Regions from separate parts of the Homo sapiens genome. Here region 1 is linked to region 2. A link is a loop called in an ENCODE intact Hi-C map of the cell type or tissue named here. Cell type or tissue: mammary epithelial cell. All regions are shown on one strand. Links, peaks and the distances in the headings refer to the core of each region. The heading gives the core; the rest is flanking DNA. Region 1 overlaps PLA2G4D (phospholipase A2 group IVD). Region 2 overlaps PLA2G4E (phospholipase A2 group IVE).

Region 1 (9,599 bases), core at 7,100-9,599, 95 kb before region 2:
GAAGAAGGATGGCCCAGAGCCTCTGGGGTCCCTGCGCAAGGTTCAGAGTGGCTGAGACCCTCAGCAGGGAGGCATTCGGGGGATCCTACAGGTGACTGGGCTGACGAATTTCCTCCAGAAGCCTCCGGGTTAGTCATCAATTAAGGAGGTATTTCAGATGGGAGGAGCTTTCAGAAGGGAATGTGACGCCCCTATGCCCTCAGGGGAAAAGATTCATATCAGTTAAAGTGTCGGTTATCTCAGTAATCATATTAGTCAAATCTGTGACAAATCTATGAATATCTGTTAGTCAAATTAGACAAATCTATGAAAATCTAGTGTCTAGATATCCTAGATATCCGTGGGGCAATGAGGGAAGAGTTGCATGCTTTTCCAAAGAAGCAAAAGTCCTGGGAAGGTAGAATAGACGGGGGTTGTGAGCTCTGGCCTGGAAGTTTGAATTCTAACTCTGTCCCTGCTAACTCTGTGACCTTGGGCAAGTTAGCCTCTCTGAGCCTCAATTCCCTCATGTAGAAAATGGGAGGAAATGGGAGTACTGTCTTTTGAAGCTGTGGGAGGATAAATAAAGTTACAGTAGTGTAGGGACCAGCCCCACAGGGTCGGTGGGTCTCTCCCCGTGTGCGGTGACGAGAGAGTTTAGAAATAAAGACACAAGACAAAGAGATAAAAGAAAAGGCAGCTGGGCCCGGGGGACCACTGCCACCAATGCGCGGAGACCGGTAGTGGCCCTGAATGTCTGGCTGTGCTGTTGTTTATTGGATACAAAGCAAAAGGGGCAGGGTAGAGAGTGTGAGTCATCTTCAATGATAGGTAAGGTCACGTGGGTCACGTGTCCACTGGACAGGGGGCCCTTCCCTGCCTGGTAGCCGAGGCAGAGAGAGAGAGGAGACAAAGAGAAAGACAGCTTACGCCATTATTTCTGCATATCAGAGACTATTAGTACTTTCACTAATTGACTACTGCTATCTAGAAGGCAGAGCCAGGTGTACAGGATGGAACATGAAGGCAGACTAGGAGCGTGACTACTGAAGCACAGCATCACAGGGAGATGGTTAGGCCTCCAGGTAACTGCGGGCGAGCCTAACGTCAGGCCCTCCACGAGAGGTGGAGGAGTAGAGTCTTCTCTAACTCCCCCGGGGAAAGGGAGACTCCCTTTCCCGGTCTGCTAAGTAGCAGATGTTTTTCCTTGACACTTTTCGCTACCGCTAGACCATGGTCCGCCTGGCAACAGGCATCTTCCCAGACGCTGGCGTCACCGCTAGACCAAGGAGCCCTTCTGGTGGCCCTGTCTGGGCATAACAGAAGGCTCGCACTCTTGTCTTCTGGTCACTTCTCACTGTGTCCCCTCAGCTCCTATCTCTGTATGGCCTGGTTTTTCCTAGGTTATGATTATAGAGCGAGGATTATTATAATATTGGACTGAAGAGTAATTGCTACAAACTAATGATTAATGATATTCATATATAATCGTATCTAAGATCTATATCTGGTATAACTATTCTTGTTTTATATTTTATTATACTGGAACAGCTTGTATCCTCGGTCTCTTGCCTCGGCGCCTGGGTGGCTTGCCACCCACACGGTAGGTAATATGGTTAGTACAGTATTGTCACCCTACAGAAAGACACGAGAGAAAATGATCTCTATGTTGTGTTTACTCTGGAATGAGAAATGACTGTGGCTCGGAATGTGTCGAATGACAGGCCGCCAGGGCAATTGTGAGGGAAGGGGAAAGGGAAGCTTTTACTGGAAAAAAGGGGGAGGCTCACAGAAACTGCTTGGAAACAGAGTTCATTGGTTCCAGAGCTCAAAGCCAGAGTTGTCAGTTCATTGGTGGAGATGCTGTTACTGGGCACGTGTTTTCTGAGAGCATCTTATCTGAATTATTGCAGTCCTAATGGATGTCTAGTGATGAACCTTGTCAACTCATCTCCCTGGCGAAGGCTGTACCCCTTCCCCCTTTTCCCTCAGCCTCCTCTAGGTCTAGCTCCCAGGTAAAACAAAAGCCTAAGTGTCAGCGATTTGGGAGCCTGAGTCTGCCCCACAACTGGAAACTGCCTCACCTCCAGCCGGCATTCACAGGACTGAGTCCCCAGGACCAGGGGCTGTGCCCAGGTGTTCCACTCCTCTTCTCTCTGACCTCCTGCATTACCCCACCACAGGGCACCGGTGCTAGCAGGGAACAGGGCGGGTCTGCTCATTTCCCTCTTCCTGTCAAAGAGGGACTTTGGCATGAAGGATGTGAAGCTGTTTTCTGTGGGGTTTGTAGGAAGTCCTTGGAAACAACTCTCATCTCAGACATGTAAATACGAGCTCTGCTCTTTCATGCGTTCCCAGCCCTAATTTGTCGGGGTCTGACAAAAGTGATTTCATCCTGGTATCTGCAACATTCACAGTGCCTGAAAACATGGCAAATACTTAATAAACAGTAGTAGCAATAGCAGTTACCTAAAAACTGCTTACTTTATTCCTAAGCAGTCTGCAGGCATTAACATTTTAAGCCTCAGAATACTATGTGAGGTCAAAACTATTATTTCCACTACACATGAGGAAACAGAGGCACAGAGAAGTTTAGTGACTTGTCCAAGGTCACACAGCAAGTAAGTGGCAGGGCCAGGGTTTAAATCCAGACAACCTGGCTCCAGAGTCTGCCTTTAAGCCCCCGTAAAGACCAGTCATTGTAATCACTGTCCCAATAATACCATGTTCTGGGCACTCCATGTTAGCGATGATCTTAGAGGTGAAGAGAATCGGGATTTTTCTCTAGGGAAAATAACCTGCCGGGGAATGGTGGGCTTTCTGAGGTTGAGAAGCTCTCAGTGATGGGAGGGAGAAATGAACCACAGTGCTTAAACCCGGGATGGTGACTGGCTAGACAGTGAGTAACTGGGGCCACTTCTCAGTAGCCCAAGTGACTTTAGAGCAGCCCACAAGCTGTGGACCTGTGGAGTATCAGCCTGGCCGGGGGAGCAGGGGAGCGAGGCTGGGCTGCCTCTGCCCTTCACCTGTCTTGTCTTGGAGCGGGACATTCAAACTCAATACCCTGCAGGGCCCCAGCATCCCAGCCATCACCTCCCTGTGGCCGGCAGTGGTGGAATCTGAGTGAGGGGAGGAAATGGAGCTAGATGTCCCAAAGTTCATGAAATCTCTGCTGCTGACAACCTCTATAAGGCTTAAGGTTTATAGAGTTGACATGTTGCTGGTGCCACTGGAGTTAATCCCCAAGAAGAGAGAAACAAATCTACCTTGCTCGGGGAGGTCACATGTGCTCTGCTGGGAAGCTGCCTGGAATGATAGGACGTTGGCATGGAACCACAGAGAGGAAAGATGCAGGGGCAGGGCCACCAGGCATATGGCTTTGCTGTGGCCCATGGTCCTTTACAGTTTTTGGTGGGGAGTGGAGATTCAGGTCCCCGTGGGTGCTGAGCCAGCCCCTAGCAAGCAGCATCTGTGCAGAGCGGGTACGAGTCCTTGTGGGCACCGAGAACTTCCAACCACATGCATGGAAGTGGGTCTGGTCACGGGAGAGCGCAAAGCAGGAAACACCTCTGGTTTTATCACAACAGTCTCCCAGCTATGCGATATCAAATGTTCACTGTGCAAACACTGCACTGGCTTTTGGCTCCCTCAGGGTCGGGGAGGAGCGGGTGAAGGGACATAGGGTCTGAGAAGATCGTACTTACTTAATGGGGAGTCTAACCTGGTGGCAGAGCCGCTGAATGGCAGAAGCCCCAGCACGGGTTTTTTTCTGGAATGAAGGTGGTCTCTGGGTTGTTCAGCAGGGCCGCCACACTGCATGGCTCCTGGGGTTAGCATTTCATAGGCCTTCATGTGCTTGGTGCCTCCTGGGGGTCCTGCCATGCTGTGGCCCTGCAGGATCCCCTCCTGGCTGGGGCTCCCACTGCCCCACTCCCCGGCACAGGCAGTGTTCCTTCCTGACAGCCCCTGTTCTAACAGACCCTCTGGACATGGGCTCTTTCTGCTGGGGCCACGTGCCTCATAGGTGGTCCTCCTGGGAAGGCTCCCTTCCAAGAGGATGCAAGGCCAACAGCCTTCCTTGGGGTCAGCCCACAGGAAAAAATGCCATTTGCCCTGCCAAACCGATTTGAGTAACCTCACATCAAAGGGGCTTATAAGAAACCTGTGCCAGATGCCCAGAAAAAGCCGTGCTGCAGGGCTCAGGAAGAACAGAAACTCCAGGGCCCTCCTGATCGTGGCAGTGCCGGGGACCTCAGCAGTAGGGTGTGGGGACACCCCCAGTGCTCTGACCCCAGCAGGCCTCAGCCACGCCCCTCTGGCCATCTGCTTTCCCTCCTGCCACCTACTCTCGGCTCATCTTCTCCTCCAGCTTCTGCCCACTCAGCTGCTTCTCCCTCACACCTGGGCTGTCTGTGGCTGATGTGGCCTCATCAGCATCTTAATACACAGTGGCCTTTCACCCACAGCACCCACTGCTCCCTGTGATGGCTGGATGCTCTTGGAGTTTCCTCATTCATACCCCTTACAGTGCAGATAGCTGAGATCCAGGGTAGCGCCTGTGGACTGGGCTGCTGAGGCTCACCCTCCCTTAAGTCATATGCCTGCTTCCCGTCCGGAAGGGCTGAGGGGTGGGCAGTGCTGGCAGCAGGGTCACCAAAGGTAACCCTTGTTTTGCCAAAGGGCTGCCCTCCCTGGGAGCTCTGGGAATGGCTGACATCTAACTGACCTCTGTGGTTGCCACTCCTTGGCCCTCACTTCCTTGCTCTGTCCACTACCCATGTTGCTCTGTTCCCGAAGGGGAAGGGGTTCCACAAATTCCACATCTGGGTGTGCTGCTATTCCCTGACTGCTGCAGCCCAGAACCATGACCCCCAAAACAGAAGTGGACAAAGGCTCTTTGGTCCCCAGAGGGTGTCCCCGGAACGCCTGGCAGGGGTGTCAGCACCACCAAGTACCAGGAGAGTGGTGAGGGGTGTCGGCAGCCCGGGCTGCAGCTCCAGGCATAAGGGAGGGAATGCAGGAAGGACTCTGGAGTTTGATTTTCTCTTCAGGGGGAGGCCTCTACCTGCTGGCAGCTCACAGTGAGGGTCCTGGAGGCGCGGAACCTGCGCTGGGCTGACCTGTGTGAGTAACCGCCCTGTGCGCTCTGTCGGGAGCAGGGAGGACCAGATCCCATAGGAAGGGCCAAGACGAGTGCCCTGGGGCTGGGCTGGGTCACCTGCGGTGACCGCCAGGGTCTTGGTAGGAAACTGGCATGGCTCATGGAGAGGGGTGTGGGGAGTACTCCCTCACGAAGACTTCCTTAACCTTGGCAGTGAGTGAGGCCGACCCTTACGTGATCCTACAGCTGTCGACCGCACCTGGAATGAAGTTTAAGACCAAGACGCTCACCGACACCAGTCATCCTGTGTGGAATGAGGCCTTCCGTTTCCTTATCCAAAGTCAGGTCAAGGTGAAGGCCCGGGACTCCTGGCCACTCCCTTGTGAACGGGCTGGACCCCCATGCAAGGGTTCCTGGGGTAGAGCATGCTTCCTCTGGGGCTGTCAGAGAAACTCTCAGCAGTAGGGGGTCTCTGTGCCCTGGCCTGTCTGTGCTGTGTGCAAGGGAATGTATGAAAGAATGAACATGGTCCTTTCACCAACTGGCTGTGGGACTGACTCCCACAAGCTGGGTTCCTCTCGAAGCCCAGCTATGAAACAGAGACAGTAAGAGCCCCCTCCTGATCAGGTCACTGTGGGGTGAGATGAGATAATGCGTGGAAGACCGTGAAAGATCACCAGCACATACCTTAGGGTGCACCTCAGGGAGCCAGAAAAGCCAGGGAGAGAGAGACACACAGACAGGGAGAGAGGAAGAGGGAATTATTTGACAGACTTTTATGTGTTTTGTTTTGTTTTTGAGACAGAGTCTTGCTCTTATTGCCCAGGTTGGAGTTGAATGGCGCGAACTGGGCTCACTGCAACCTCCGCCTCCCAGGTTCAAGCGATTCGCCTGCCTCAGCCTCCCGAGTAGCTGGGATTACAGGCACCCACCACCATGTCCAGATAATTTGTTGTATTTTTAGTAGAGATGGGGTTTCACCATGTTGGCCAGGCTGGTCTCGAACTCTCGACATCAGGTGACCCACCCACCTCAGCCTCCCAAAGTGCTGGATAACAGGCATGAGCCACCATGCCCAGCTCAGAATTTTATGTTTGATAAAAACAAAAATTAGAAGGAGGAAATTTGAAATTTAATAAGATTTCCTTATATTTAAGTTTTACAGTTTTTTTTTTTATTTTGAAGCGCAGACGTGTGGTGGCATAATGATCTTCTCTGACTCTAGACATCAAGTAAGGGCTCAACAGAGGTGAGCTACTCTCACTATGAGCAGGTAAAATGCTAAGTCGCTGTTCCTGGTTCCTAGAATGTTCTGGAGCTTAGCATCTATGATGAGGACTCAGTCACGGAGGATGACATCTGCTTCAAGGTTCTCTATGACATCTCAGAAGTCCTCCCTGGCAAGCTGCTCCGGAAAACCTTCTCCCAGAGTCCCCAGGTGGGTGGGTGGGTGGGGAAGTCCCCGTGGGCCCCACTTCTTCCAACTCCAAGCTGAGGAAGTAGCTATTTCTCCCACCTGTTGGGAGGCTGCTGGGGTGAACTCATTCACAGAAAAATCTAAACCCCTTTTTAGATTTGCATTTTAATAAGCAAGGAAAAGGCTTCACTTTACAGTTACAGGCTGAATCACCCAGTGGAGGAATTTTAGCCACCTGTGGCAGGAAGGCCACCCCTCAAAACACAGCTCAGCATCCATCACTCCTGCTGGTGGTGCCAAGGCCTGCTTTGTGAAGGCCTCACGTCCCTTCCTGCTGCAGCCTGGGGGTGGGGACGGCAGAGTTCGGGGGTCTGGGCCCTCCTCAAGAAAAAGATATGGGTCCTGCACATCATGCCTCCTTTGGCTGTGCTCCTTGTCTTCCCCTTCAGTCTTGCCCAGAGTTGTGGGACCTCCAAGGGAGGGAGACCTGTTCTCTGCAGACTTACTAGCTGTGGGCAATGTGGGCAGGTAGCCCATCTGGCCCCATACCTCAGTTTCCTCATCCATAAATTGGAAATAATTGTACTAACGTGCCTCCCTTGGAGACCGCTTGAGAGGATGAGATGACACCTGTAAAAGAACTGTGTCAACTCTGAAGACACAGGTATGTGCTGATGACTTGCTCATGCTCTCTGATTTCAGGGAGAGGAGGAGCTGGATGTGGAGTTCCTGATGGAAGAAACGTGAGTAATGTCACACAGCCCAGGGAGTGTCTCAGGACTCAGGCTCTGAGGAAATGGCCCTGACCCAGATCTCCCTGTGGTCAGTCCAGCCTGACTGTCCCTCATCTCCTACCCCTGCCAGAGAGGTCGGGAGTGGGGCGGGGCTTCTCTTAGGGAAACACAGAGAGGAAGGCCGATGTTTTCTCTCTCTGCTCTCTCCCCTCCCCTCTCCTCCTGCAAAGCATCTCCCCTTGTCCCTGAACCGAATCCAGGACTTACAGAGCCCTCAGCATCACCCAGGGAGACCCCACATGGGCGGGAGCGGGAGGTCAATGCAGGAAGCGTTTGCCTTTGCATGGTTTGATTTTTCCAGGTCAGATCGCCCAGAAAACCTCATCACCAACAAAGTCATTGTGGTAAGCACCTTCCCCAGGCTTAGGGGAGGGGCCCCAGAGCAGACGCTTGGGGAGGGAGGGCAGCTGCCTGGGGTGTGGACCAGCAGGGACAAGGAAGGGGCAGGGCTTCGTGGTAAAACCACCCCTAGCCTTCCAGCCAGGTGGTCACCTGTGGCTGTGGGTCTTGGAGGGGCCTGGAGCTAAGGGGCGCATAGAGAGAGGGGAGGCAGGGCTCTGCTGAGAGGAGGTTCTGGCCCACGGCTGTTCGGGGTGCTTCCGGAAGGTGTTTAGTCACCTGCGGTGAACTCATAGTTCTAGGGATTGACTGAGTGCTTCCCTGGGAAGCGGTGAAGAAATCAGGTAGGCCAGGCCCACCTTCCGGTTGTTCACGTTGAGGTCACCGAGGCTCAGAGGGAGTTCCCAGGGCGGTGTACTGCCAACCTAGGAGGATCAGAGGCTCAGGCAGCTAGCTCCTCCTTGGGACTGGGGAGAGTCCTGGTCAGCGCTCCTGACCACGGGCTCACGAAGCTGCAGTGGACAGAAATGGCCGCAAGGTGGCGAGCGGGCGACGCGCTCGATTATCACAGTGACCCAGACCAGCAGCACAGACCTGGGAGCAGGCGGGTCCAGGGTCACGGGCGAAGGCACCTAGAGCCCAGCATTTAAGCTCCTAGGGGCTGTTTGATGGACGGGTATTACTTTTAAAAATACACATGAAAATAAAGTCAAGCCGATGGCACTGCCTCTTAGGAGGTGATGGAGACACACAGCAGGTGGGCAAATTCAGTGATTGTGTGGAGCGTGGGTGGCGGGCATCTGCTGGTATGCTTCACAGACAGCATGCAGAGGCTCCCTTGGCAAGGCCACGGGGGCCTGGCCTTGTCATTGTCCCCCAGTTAGGCCACAGAGGACAGCCAGGAGACGTTCTGAGGGTTTGTCCGACGCCCCGTCTACCCTCCTATGGATGGGCGGCTTGCTTAGATTATTTGGAGTTGTGGTAGAATACCTCCTCCAGCTCCAAGCCACAGGGAAACAAGAGAAGAAACAGCTGTGTCTGAGGGCTGGGCGCTCTAGGAGGTTTCGGGAGTTTGGCAAAGCCAGGGGAGCTGGAGGGGAGGTGTGGAGCCAGGGCCCTCCTGGCTGCTGCGGAATATCAGGTTCAGCCGCGGCAGAGGATCGGCAATGGGATGAAGGGCCTCTGCAGCCAATCCCATCCTGAGCCCACACAACTCCTTGTGTGTGTGGTGGATTTGGGACAGTGGGTCTCAGAGGGTTGAGGTTAAGGGGACCTCAGCTTACCCTGCAGAGGCCCCTGCCCATGATGTGGTCTTCCCCAGGCCCGAGAGCTGTCATGCCTGGATGTGCATCTGGACAGCACAGGGAGCACCGCTGTGGTTGCAGGTGAGACCAGCTTAGAACCAGGCCTGGACTCTGCCTGGATGTGGGGGTGAGGAGGATTGCTGGGAAGCCTGCGCAGGGCAGGAGGCCAGCAGCAGGGTAGAGCTTGCCTCTCTCTTCTCACCCACATGGCACAGAGGGCCACGCATCTCCGCTGGGCAGGAGGGTCCCCTGACCTGGGGGAGAGCATGTTGCAGAAGGCAGGAGTCCGGGATGGGGGGTTGTGGGGCCCCTTGGGCTGGGAAGGGCCCTTTTCAGAATGCTGTTGACGATGGCCCAGCCTCCCAGGCATCCTCTGAATCCAGGTGGTGGTGCTGCTGTCCCAGGTCCGAGCTGGGGTTCCGGGCTCTTGTTCTCATGCTAACCCGCCTACTCTCTCCCTAGATCAGGACAAGCTGGAGCTGGAGCTGGTGCTGAAGGGGTCCTATGAGGACACACAGACATCCTTCCTGGGCACAGCCTCTGCCTTCCGCTTCCACTACATGGCAGCCCTAGAGACAGAGCTGAGCGGGCGCCTGAGGGTGGGTCTTGGCTCTAGACCTCGTTTGCAATCCTAGGCTTGGGCAGCTCCAGCTGCAGCGGGCCCC
Region 2 (10,636 bases), core at 5,346-7,845:
TTGACTCTTGGCCTTGCCAGTACAGTACCTGCTGAGCAGGCACCATGTGCCAGGCCTGGTGCCTTCCCTCAGATCCAGCTACAGAAGATGTTGGTTTGTCCCATTGAGGGATCGCACATTAGTAGGGTTCTTGAACAAGCTGCCCACCACCCTCGGACCCCAGTTTTATCACCTGTTAACCGAGGGCTAGACTAACAGTGCTAAGAACTCTGCTAGCCACAGCTTTCTGTGATTTACCAAGCCTGTGTTAGGCTTCAGAGTCCTTCACTGACACCAACTTCTGGGTGTGGAGCTGAGGTCTATTTCTAGACCCACTGCTCTGTGGAAAGGCAGGTGTCAGGTGGCTCAACGCCGCACTCCCTGCCCTCTGTAGCCAGCTCTGCCTCCTCCATTGTTCTTTCAAAGTTGCCGTCATTCTAAGTCTTCTCCCAAGCTTTGCTTCTGGAGCCTTCCCCAACCGCCTGCCTCTGTGTAACCCCAGGTGCCGCTGATAGCCATCATGGCCACTGGGGGTGGAACAAGATCCATGACCTCCATGTATGGCCACCTGCTGGGGCTGCAGAAGCTGAACCTCCTGGACTGTGCCAGCTACATCACCGGTCTATCAGGGGCCACCTGGTAAGGAGACATGAGCCACTGTCTGTGGAGCCCAGGGCAAGCCACGAACAGGCTGGCCTGGGGTCTCAGGTGAAGCTCCTCCCCGCCACCCAAAGACAAAGTGACTCCTGAAGCCTGGGAAGTGCCCCACATGCAGTGGTGTGGCCTTGGGCATGCAGCTTGACTCCTTGGAGGCTCGGCTTGTGTATCTGCACAGTGCGGATAACAGTAGCTCTGACCTCATGCGGTGGGTGTAAGACGCTCTCCCGCTACTAAGTATGCCAGAGACACTGTATGCCCTGGCCTTTCCTGGTGTTACTGTTTCCCTGGGGCTGTGGTATGGACCCAGGAACATGACCCCATACTGCTGGGGACATGCAACGGGCAGGGCCCTGCAGCTGAGCTCCCTCCTTCTCACCCTCTGCTGGTGAGCAGGGCCAGGGGCTGAGCACTGGGTTCCCCCACAGGGAGGCCAGGGTGAGGTCAGCTTACCCACAGAAGGCACAGTGCCTGCGGCTCACTGTACTTTTAGGGGCCCACAAAAATAGGTTAATTTCTTTTAAAATCAGGATCATTTCATTAACAAACTTATAGGTTGAAGAAAATGTTTTAATAAATAATATGAATACATTTGTCTTTATACAACAGTCATGAAATATAAATTTTAATATTTTTTATGTGGCCAGCATGAAATATAAATTTTAATATTTTTTATGTGGCCAGGTATGGTGGCTCACATCTGTAATCCCAGCACTTTGGGAGGCAGAGGCAGAAGGCTTGCTTGAGGCCAGGAGCTCAAGACCAGGCTGGGCCACATAGGGAGGACTTGTCTTTAAAAAAAACAAAAATAAAAAACATATAAACATTTTTTGTGGGGCCCATCAAAACCCTGCGTGGCCCTGGTTCAGGGTGGCCTATCAAGCAGGGCCGTGTCCTGTCTGTGACTGGTGGGCCTGTGAGCCCTGAGGTCCCTTGCTGTGCCTTGTATACTGGAGGAGCTCTGGGTAGCCCCCGTGTGAGCAAATGGATGTGAATGGGCCTTGGAAAGCCAAGGGCTCCTGTGCCACACACCCCCCCGGGGGGCAGAGGCGCCAGCCCAGGTGAGACAGAAGGAGACATTTGCCTCTTGCTAAGCACTGGAGTCACTGCTTCCTATGGCTCATCTTGTTTCTTCCTCACAAAAAACTATGAGAGAGGCATTGTCATTATTTTTCAGCTGGAGAAACAGAGTAATTTGCCAGGGACACTCAGTTAATGAGCAGTGGAGTAGAATTTGAACCTAGTCCCGGGCCCACATCCTTAACCTCCATGCTAAATGGCTGCCCCCGGTAGTAGGTTAAGAAGGTAACTTGCTTCCAGCAGGTTGAGGGGCACCTGCGTCCTCCCGGACTACTATGCGATAGACAGATAGCAGGAGGAACTCAGGCCCAGCCGGGGTGGGATGGGTGGGGTCCCCTGGCCTGGGGAAAGCACAAGTCGTATTCTTTTAAAAACTCATTTGCAATGGCTTCTGGAAGCTTTTTTAAAGTATAAAATGAATGGGTGAAGCTTATGGAGAGCAGGGTGCTTTTTGTTGAAAAGTCTCCTGACCACCTCCCACCTTCCCAAAAGCAAGTCCTGTGAGGGAGGAGGCCCCTGTTTCCTTAAATGTGCAGCCGCAGACTAGCTGCACTGCCAGGGAGGTCATTCTCAGGCGCAGAATGAAAAGGGCCCTTTCCTGTCCTGACGCAGAAAAGCTGGATCCAGGCCAAGAAGAGGCAGACTGAGGCCAGACCCAGGGCTAGTGGGATCACCTCTTTGTTTTGCTCCCCCCGACAACCAACATGTAAGTTAAGAAGAGAAAGGGAAATAAATCCTCAGTCAACATCAGAATTATAGGAATTAACATGGCAGAGTAGAAACAGCCAGGACCTGTAATCAGTCGAGCCTGGGTTTAAATGTGGGCTCCAGCATTTGTTCTGTGCCATGCACTGTTCTAGCTACCCCACATCACCTTAACTCATGTAATCTTCACCAGAACTCTGTGAAGCAGGTACAATTATTGTAATTCTCCCCATTCCACAGACAGGAAAACTGAAGGGAACGGTGATTAAGTAGCTTGCCCAAGATCACACAGCTAGTGAGCGACAGAGCCTGGCTTGATCCAGAAAGTTCTGGATCCAGAATCTTCATCTTAACCACTGTTATGCCTGGCACACAGTGGGCATTTGAGAACTGGTAGCACTTGTGATTATGAGTAATAATGTTCACCTCCCCTGCTCCTCACTGTCTGCCAGGTCTCTGCCTCACCCCTACTCTCCAGGTTCCCCTCCTGGCAGGTTAGGGTTCTCAATGGCCTGCCCACCTTCCCTCCTGCCCGGGTCCAGGACTCATCAGACAGGGGCCGGGTCAGCCCTATCAGCTGTGCCTGTCTCTTTCCAGGACCATGGCTACCTTGTACCGTGACCCTGACTGGTCCTCCAAAAACTTGGAGCCTGCTATCTTTGAGGCTCGGAGACATGTGGTAAAGGACAAGCTACCCTCCCTGTTCCCAGACCAGCTCCGCAAATTCCAGGAGGAGCTCCGGCAGCGCAGCCAGGAAGGCTACAGGGTCACCTTTACAGACTTCTGGGGCCTGCTGATAGAGACCTGCCTGGGGGACGAGGTAGGTGCTCGGCTTCTCCTGGGCCCCACCCTGCCCTGGCTGATGCCTGGCTCTCTTTCTTCCTCAGGGGAGTCAGGACTTCCATTGCACACAGGGGATTAGGTTAGACCTGCGGGAGTATCCTTGGGCTGGAAGACCGATAAGGTGTCGGACTCTATGACGGAGGAAGGTGGTGGGATTGTCTCCCGTGTACCCTTTAGAGGATGGCTGAGACCCTCGTGTTGGAGGCAAACCTGCCTAGGGCAGCACGTCCTCTGAGAGCCACGCCAAGACACCTGTGAGGGAAAAACGGGGAGGAAGCCGGGGAAGACTGGAGAGCAGTGACGCCATGAAGCGAGTCTGACCCTAGGGGTGGGGAGAGGAAGAAAGGTCAGGCGGCAGCATCCCAGACCACCATGTGGTCTGCAAGGCCCTTGGAGGGTCCTCCAGCCAAAGCTGGCTGTCACAGGAGTCCCGCGTCTCCCAGAACGGGCCAGCCTCAGTATCCCTGCCCCACTCAGTCACAGGAAGTGCAGCCTCAGCACAGACTCAGCTGTGGATTTCAGAGCACAGCAGCTGGGGTCCTCAGTCAATAACACTCTCTACAGTTGGAGGTCTGCAGGGCCCGTTCTCATGGCCACCAGTGGGCCCAATGAGGTTCCTTCCTATTCTGAGATCCAGTGATCTGACTAATACGTGCCCAAGAAGAGGACCAGCCTGTGTTGGGTGGCTGCTGCTGTGAGAGCTGCTACCCAGCACAGGGTGGTCCTTTTCCTGGACACATGGCACAGCACAGGGATCTCCAAGGGGTGTTGCGATCCTGGACATCAGGGTGGGCTCAGCTGACATCTGTGCCCTTTAGGTTGCACAAGCCGAGATTAACAACTTTTGTTGTTGCCTGGCCCCAGAGGAGAGCTTCCCACCTCTGTCCAGGCCCACGGTTCCCTGCTCCACTCCAAAGGTGTCCGGGGAGTTCTGAATTCAAATCAGAACTTGCCAGAAAGTCATTGCAGCAATTATTTTTTATAATAGTAGGTTCCATCTTCCAGAAAGCCAGACAGTTTGAGCACCTGAGAATGACCGGACCCTCATCTTCAATCTTCCCTCATTCCTTCAATTAAATTACTTGAGTACCTCCTGCATGCCAGGAACTGCGCTGGCAAATGGGGATTCAGAAAGGAATGGGACATGGCTTCCAACCCCAGGCCCTCGCCACTTCTGATGGATCCCACCCACCCTGCCCCTGTGATAACCCACCACTTAACCTGTCCTCCCTATGAAGCAGAGCAGGCAGAGGCCAAGGGCATCGGCCTTGGGATTCAGTCAGGATGGGTTTGAAATTCAGGCCCTGCTCTTTACTATTCCTTAAGTGGGAATTACATCAATAAGTGCTAGTTAACATTTTCAACAATATTGTAACAATCATGAGTGCCGCATATGATGAGGAGGAAGCACCGAGTCTTCCGACATCAGGAGTCTCAGCATTCTGGGGGTTTGGTGGGAAGGAGCTGGGTTCCCAGGAAAGCAAGGGCAGGGTTGTTGTTGAGAGGCCTCTGCTCTTGCGCTCTGGCCAGGACAGGAGCCCCTTTCCCTTGGGCCACCTTGACAATGAATGTGGACCGGCTCTTCCCTGAGCCTGCAGCTTTACTTCCAGGACAGTGGGCTCTGTGATGCCCAGATCTCTGGGCCCAGTTATGACCCTGTTTTCTTTCAAAGGAGACCCACATGTCATTGGGCATATACATGTGTTTGCCATTCCACACAGGTTCTGTAGCCTTTGCACACTGGGGTGACCAGGGTTGGTCACCCAGGAGTCAGCTGCTTGGCCTGGGGTCAGAGCCTGGGCCTCTAAGACCTTGATTCTGCCTCGTTTGCAGTGGCTGATTCACTTTGGGAGGTGGACTGTGGCCCGGGCTGATCTGAAAGGCTCCCCACTCTGGGGATTAGAGTGACCTCAGCAACCATCTAGTGTTCAAGTCCTAAGTCTTTTGTTAAAAAAAAAAAAAAAAAAAAGAAGGGAAGAGGAGGGGAGGGAGGGAGGGGAGGGCAGGGGAGCGGAGGAAGGGAAACTTCTTTTCCCCCAACTTTTTACCCCTCAGTTGAGGGAGCTCAACATGCCAAGCTGATTTTTTTTAAAAAATGGAGATGCTAAACATGGAGCTGCTCCAGTTCTAGCAGAGGGAAGACGATGGGGCAGAAGAGGGGCAGTGCTAGCCTCTCCCACCCCTTCCTCTTTATCTGCTGACCCCTAAGACCAAGACCCTGGGACTCTGAGAGACTGTCCTAAACTGCGGATCCAGTCCCGGCCCCTGTCTGGTGGTGGGCAGCCCGAGGGGGTGGTGCCTATGCCATTGGTGCCCTTTCAGAGTGATTTGGCTGGTGTCAGCTGGGGCCGATACAGCAGCCCGGTGAGCTCAGGAGCCAGGAAGTGGCTGCGGGGGTCCAGATTGTCTTCTCATTCTGCACTGCCTCCCTCACCCTCTGGGCTGCTGCTTCTCTTTAACCATTTTGTTTCCCCACAGAGAAATGAATGCAAACTGTCAGATCAGCGTGCTGCTTTGAGCTGCGGCCAGAACCCCCTGCCCATCTACCTCACCATCAATGTCAAGGATGATGTAAGCAACCAGGACTTCAGAGGTAACACCAGTGGCTGGTGATTTACAAGTGGGGTGGAGGGGGGGACTTCTTGGTGGGCAAAAGCACCCAGCACCTCCAGGTCCCCCAATCCCACTCATCTTTGTCAACCTCTACATCCAGACTGTGCACACAGCTGGAGAAATCACCTTTGCTACCCCAATCTGCCCTGCTGCATGGGTGAGGCCGGCAGGCACTGTCTGCAGCTTCCCTGGGCATGTGTTTAATGACACTGGGGAAGACAAAGGTTGTGAAAGGAAGATATTTCTACGCTGCCCAGAGAGAGAGAGACTCGAGAGAGCTGCCCTGCTTCAGGGTCAGTTTTTGTCCCATTCAACAGGCTCTGAGGTGCAAATGAGCCATCCTCCTTGCAAAGCATGGCAAAGCTGACCCTTGCTACACCAGCAGAAGCTGGCCAAGGGTGCCCCCATGTGTCCTTTGGGGGAACTGCGGCCTCCCTGTCCCAGGCTTTCCAAGGCCTGAGCCAGTGGCTGCAGGCAGGAGGGGGGCCCGGCTGTGTGGACGGCTCCCTGGCCTGAGACTGACCCCCGTCCTGCTGCTTCATGTGCAGAGTGGTTCGAGTTCTCCCCCTACGAGGTGGGCCTGCAGAAGTATGGGGCCTTCATCCCCTCCGAGCTCTTCGGCTCCGAGTTCTTCATGGGGCGGCTGGTGAAGAGGATCCCGGAGTCTCGAATCTGCTACATGCTAGGTGACTGCCTTGCAACTGGCGGAATGACAGGGGGCTGCTGCCCAGTGCTGGGCCACCCTGGGTTGGCCCCTGATTATGTGACACTCGGGGCACTTGCCAGCATTGTCTCATCCTAGGAGTGGTCCCAAGTCACTGGGGACCAGAGTTGGTCTGGGGGCTCTCCCAATTTCCTGGTCTCCAGCAGTCTCCCTGCAGCCTGCTCAGCACCACACTGGGAACAGCAGACTCAGACGGAAGCTTCTGTAACTCCCACCCACTCCCGTCTAGCTTCGGCCAGCAGTGTGCCTGCTTCCAGGGGCCAACCCAGACCTGGGACCCGAGGGTCCAGGGAGACCACAGGGTAAGGGGCAGGGTCACCAGAGAAGCCTAGCCCAGCCTCCCACCCTAAGCGCCTCGGTTCTTCATGAGCTGGGCCCACCGAATGCAGGACCCACTCGAGTTCTTCCCTTCAGAGTCTTAGCTGCGCCCGTCAAAGGGCTTCTTCAGAAACAGACCCACATTCACAGCCCCAACACGCCCTTATTTAAATTAGTTGTCTGTGCCTTCCCCTTCTGTCTATCCCAAACCAACCCATCCTGCAAGATCCAACTCAGTCCCATCACTTCTTCCCCCAGAAGCCCCCAGCCCACGGTGGCCTCTCCTTCCCCTGAACACCTATGCTGATGAGCATGTGGTTTAGAAAACTGTGGGCAAAACACGTGGGCTTGAACTCTGAACTCTGGCTTCTCACTCACTAGCTGTGTAAAGTTGGCCAGATTGCCTCACCTGTCGAAGCCTCCATCTTCTCCTTAGTTAATTAGGCTTAAGAGTAAAACCCACCTTATAGAGATTCCAAATGGGTCAATGTCTAATGCCTACATTTAAAAATCATAATAACAAATAGCATTTGCATTTATTGAGTGCTCGCCATGTGCCAGGTGCTGCCCTAAATGCTTTAGATGTATTCACTGACAGCAGCTGGACTTAAACTCAAAGCCTGCACTTGCCAGCATTAAATCCCTGCCGGGGCTGTGCCTTATACACCTTTACGTCTCCCGGCACTGAGGGGAGGGAAGAGAAGAGCTGAGAGCTGAGCCCCTCAGTCACTGTGTTGAGCTGCAGTGGGAAGGGGAGAAGGACATGGAAGTCTGAAGTCTGTCCCGCCTGTGGAGCAGCCTGGCTTGCGTGGGGTGGGGGGGTGGGGGGAGTGGGGAATCAAATGTCAGTGTGGGGCCTGGGGCTGCAGGGTGGAGCTGCTCACGCTGGCCCTGGCTCCCAGGCCTGTGGAGCAGCATCTTCTCCCTGAACCTGCTGGATGCCTGGAACCTGTCACACACCTCGGAGGAGTTTTTCCACAGGTGGACAAGGGAGAAAGTGCAGGACATCGGTGGGTGACCCCGGCTTTCCCTCATGGCTGGGTGATGGGTGACACCGGCTTTCCCTCATGGCTGGGTGATGGGGGGCGGCCCCCGGCTTTCCCTCATGGCTGGGTGATGGGGGGCGGCCCCCGGCTTTCCCTCATGGCTGGGTGATGGGGGGCGGCCCCCGGCTTTCCCTCATGGCTGGGTGATGGGGGGCGGGGTGTGGACCACAAACCGAGGATGAGGCCCCCTGCCACATGTTTCCGCATCGTCACCTATGGCCTAAGACGTGGGAGGGCAGCTGGGGCTACAGTGTCTTCCCTGCCTGGAGGGGAGGGTGACTGTAGGTGAGTGACACCAGCGCCAAGGCCTGGAGGCAAGGCTGCCAGCACCCAGGAGAAGTGAGGAGAGTAGGGTCTATAGCAGTCACAGGTCACTCTTTGAAACTCCCTGTCCTCTCCAGGACGCTTCTTAGCTGTCTCGCTCCCCCTCCCTCTCTACTACCTCTCTGCTTACTCCATGTCTCTCACCTGAATCCTCCTAACCCCAGTGCCAGGACCTTGAGAGCCCAGCAAGGAAGGTATGAGCTGCTTTTACAGTGCTCACCCCTGGGTGCCAGGCAACCATGTGGGGCTTCGCATAGGCAATCTGGGGACTCCACCTCTCATGACCTGCCCTTCATCCCTCCCTCCCCTGCAGAAGACGAGCCGATCCTGCCTGAAATCCCCAAATGTGATGCTAACATCCTGGAGACCACGGTAGTGATCCCAGGGTCATGGCTGTCCAATTCTTTCCGAGAAATCCTTACCCATCGGTCCTTCGTGTCTGAGTTTCACAACTTCCTGTCTGGGCTGCAGCTGCACACCAACTACCTCCAGAATGGCCAGTTCTCTAGGTGGAAAGGTAACCCTACCTGGCTACTCCTTGAGGCCTGCCTCCATATGGAGGAGGAAGATGTGGATGTCAAGGCTGCCATGGATAAAGAATAAGAAAACTTCTCTGGCTATGTTCACTGGGCCAGGCACCTCTCTCCCCATGGTGTTTTCCACATTTGGTGGTGTCGTCTTGAACACTGTATGTGTCTGGCAGCAGGGAGTGGTGTGGGTACTTAACTCACTGCATCTGTACAGTCATTCTATACAGAATCTGTACAACAGTCCTAGCAGGTAGAAGTTGGCCCCATGTTACAGATGGGGAAACAGGGGGTCTTACTTTCTGCAGTTGTGTTCTGGGGATGCCCTTTAATGTGAGTGGTGCCAGGCACAGTGGCTCATACCTGTAACACCAGCACTTTGGGAGGCCGAGGCTGGAGAATCTCTTGAGTCCAGGAGTTTGAGACCAGCCTGGGCAATATGGTGAGACCCCATCTCTTAAAAAAAAATTGTTTTTAATTAGCTGGGCATGGTGATGAGCACCTGTAGTCCCAGCTACTTGGGGGCTGAGATAGAAGGATCATTTGAGCCCAGGAGGTCAAGGCTGCAATGAGCCATGATCACGCCACTGCACTCCAGCCTGGGCAATAGAGCAAGACCCTGTCTCAAAAAAAAAAAAAATGTGAGTGGTGCCCGCTTGGAACTGGGCAGGGATGGCCCAGCTCAGGAACCCCCAAGTGGTAAGCAGCAGAGCCAGGCCTTAAACTGTGGTCCTGCAGCGTCAGCTCAGTGCCGCCTCCTCTGCTGCTGAGGCCCTAAGGCATTGACTTTCGCCTTCTTAATATTTTAATTGGCCGTGGCCTGCAAATGGCTGCTTCAGCCTGGCCTGTTAAGCCTCATCCTCACCATCTGGGGCCAATGGGACAGCTGACTCAGGGCCCAGGGTTTACACTATTTATGGGGTGGTCTTAAGCCCCTTATACCCCACAAGTATCAATATCCCATAAAAGACTAGCTAAAAGCCCAAGATAACGCTGTTCTTCCTCAGCCACCCAGAGGGCACTGGAACTCAGTGGGCGTCCTGGTCAGGCTGAGGCGAAGGATGCTCCAGACAGGGCGCTCCGTCCCCCCAAGTGCCTCTGTCCATTGGCTGTCAGGGCACCAGGTGTGTTGGTAACGGGAAGGCTTGGCTTTCAGACACAGTGCTAGATGGTTTCCCAAACCAGCTGACCGAGTCCGCGAACCACCTGTGCCTGCTGGACACTGCGTTCTTTGTCAACTCCAGCTACCCGCCCCTCCTCAGGCCAGAGCGAAAAGCCGACCTCATCATCCACCTCAACTACTGTGCTGGGTCCCAGACAAAGGCAAGTGCGCAGCCTCCCTCCTGAGCATGGGCTGCAGCCTCTCCTAAGATGGGCCCCGCAGTCAGTGGCCTCACTCGCTGTGAACTGGGAAGAGGCATGCTCTAGACAGCCCCCAGAGAGCATCAGAGGAAGCCAAGCAGCAGTCATGATGGGAAGTCAGACACCCAGAACTCACGGGCAGCCAGCTGGCTCTCACACCATGGTGCCCATGTTGACTTAGCAAATTCGAATTTTACTCTTGCCTTGGAGCATTTGCCATATTGGGCAATTCTTCAGCTACAAAAAATGAGTTTTTAAAAATAACCTTAGTAGAGCCCATTCCATTCAAGAGCTTGTAATATCCTATTTTCAAAATGATCACACTCTCCCTTCCCCCAGGGTATATGACCCTCCATGAATTACACTCAAGTGCTCTCAGGTGGGAGGGAAGCCTGGCGAGAGAGGAGGGCACTTGTCAGAACCAGAAGTTTTTATTTTTTTAATTTACTTTGGAAAGT

Evidence for each region. Peaks named below come from ENCODE experiments on the same cell type or tissue, not always from the same donor. Only the 100,000 strongest peaks of a DNase experiment are listed, where the experiment ranks them.
Region 1: a loop joins it to region 2, with 7 times the contacts of the local background. A loop is called at or near these places in 39 of 110 quality-filtered maps.

What each region holds. Positions count from the first base shown.
Region 1 is chr15:42,083,132-42,092,730 of GRCh38, reverse strand. PLA2G4D (phospholipase A2 group IVD) reads left to right here. Exons shown (of 20, transcript NM_178034.4): 2 at 5,031-5,103; 3 at 5,295-5,431; 4 at 6,387-6,518; 5 at 7,200-7,240; 6 at 7,593-7,635; 7 at 8,952-9,015; 8 at 9,397-9,533. Among named protein-coding and RNA genes, the nearest start is that of PLA2G4D, 6.6 kb to the left of the region's middle. RefSeq lists enhancers at 319-1,293, 7,325-8,524, 8,469-9,084 and a silencer at 8,006-8,300. In mammary epithelial cell, for the core only: a CTCF peak has its summit at 8,150 (motif pointing right); a DNase peak (open chromatin) is centred at 8,020; H3K27ac peaks cover 807 bases.
Region 2 is chr15:41,985,342-41,995,977 of GRCh38, reverse strand. PLA2G4E (phospholipase A2 group IVE) reads left to right here. Exons shown (of 20, transcript NM_001395548.1): 12 at 482-618; 13 at 3,019-3,241; 14 at 5,743-5,857; 15 at 6,426-6,563; 16 at 7,822-7,929; 17 at 8,603-8,806; 18 at 9,973-10,139. The region is part of intron 3 of PLA2G4E-AS1 (PLA2G4E antisense RNA 1); the gene reads right to left. Among named protein-coding and RNA genes, the nearest start is that of PLA2G4E-AS1, 18 kb to the right of the region's middle. In mammary epithelial cell, for the core only: a CTCF peak has its summit at 6,283 (motif pointing left); a DNase peak (open chromatin) is centred at 6,257.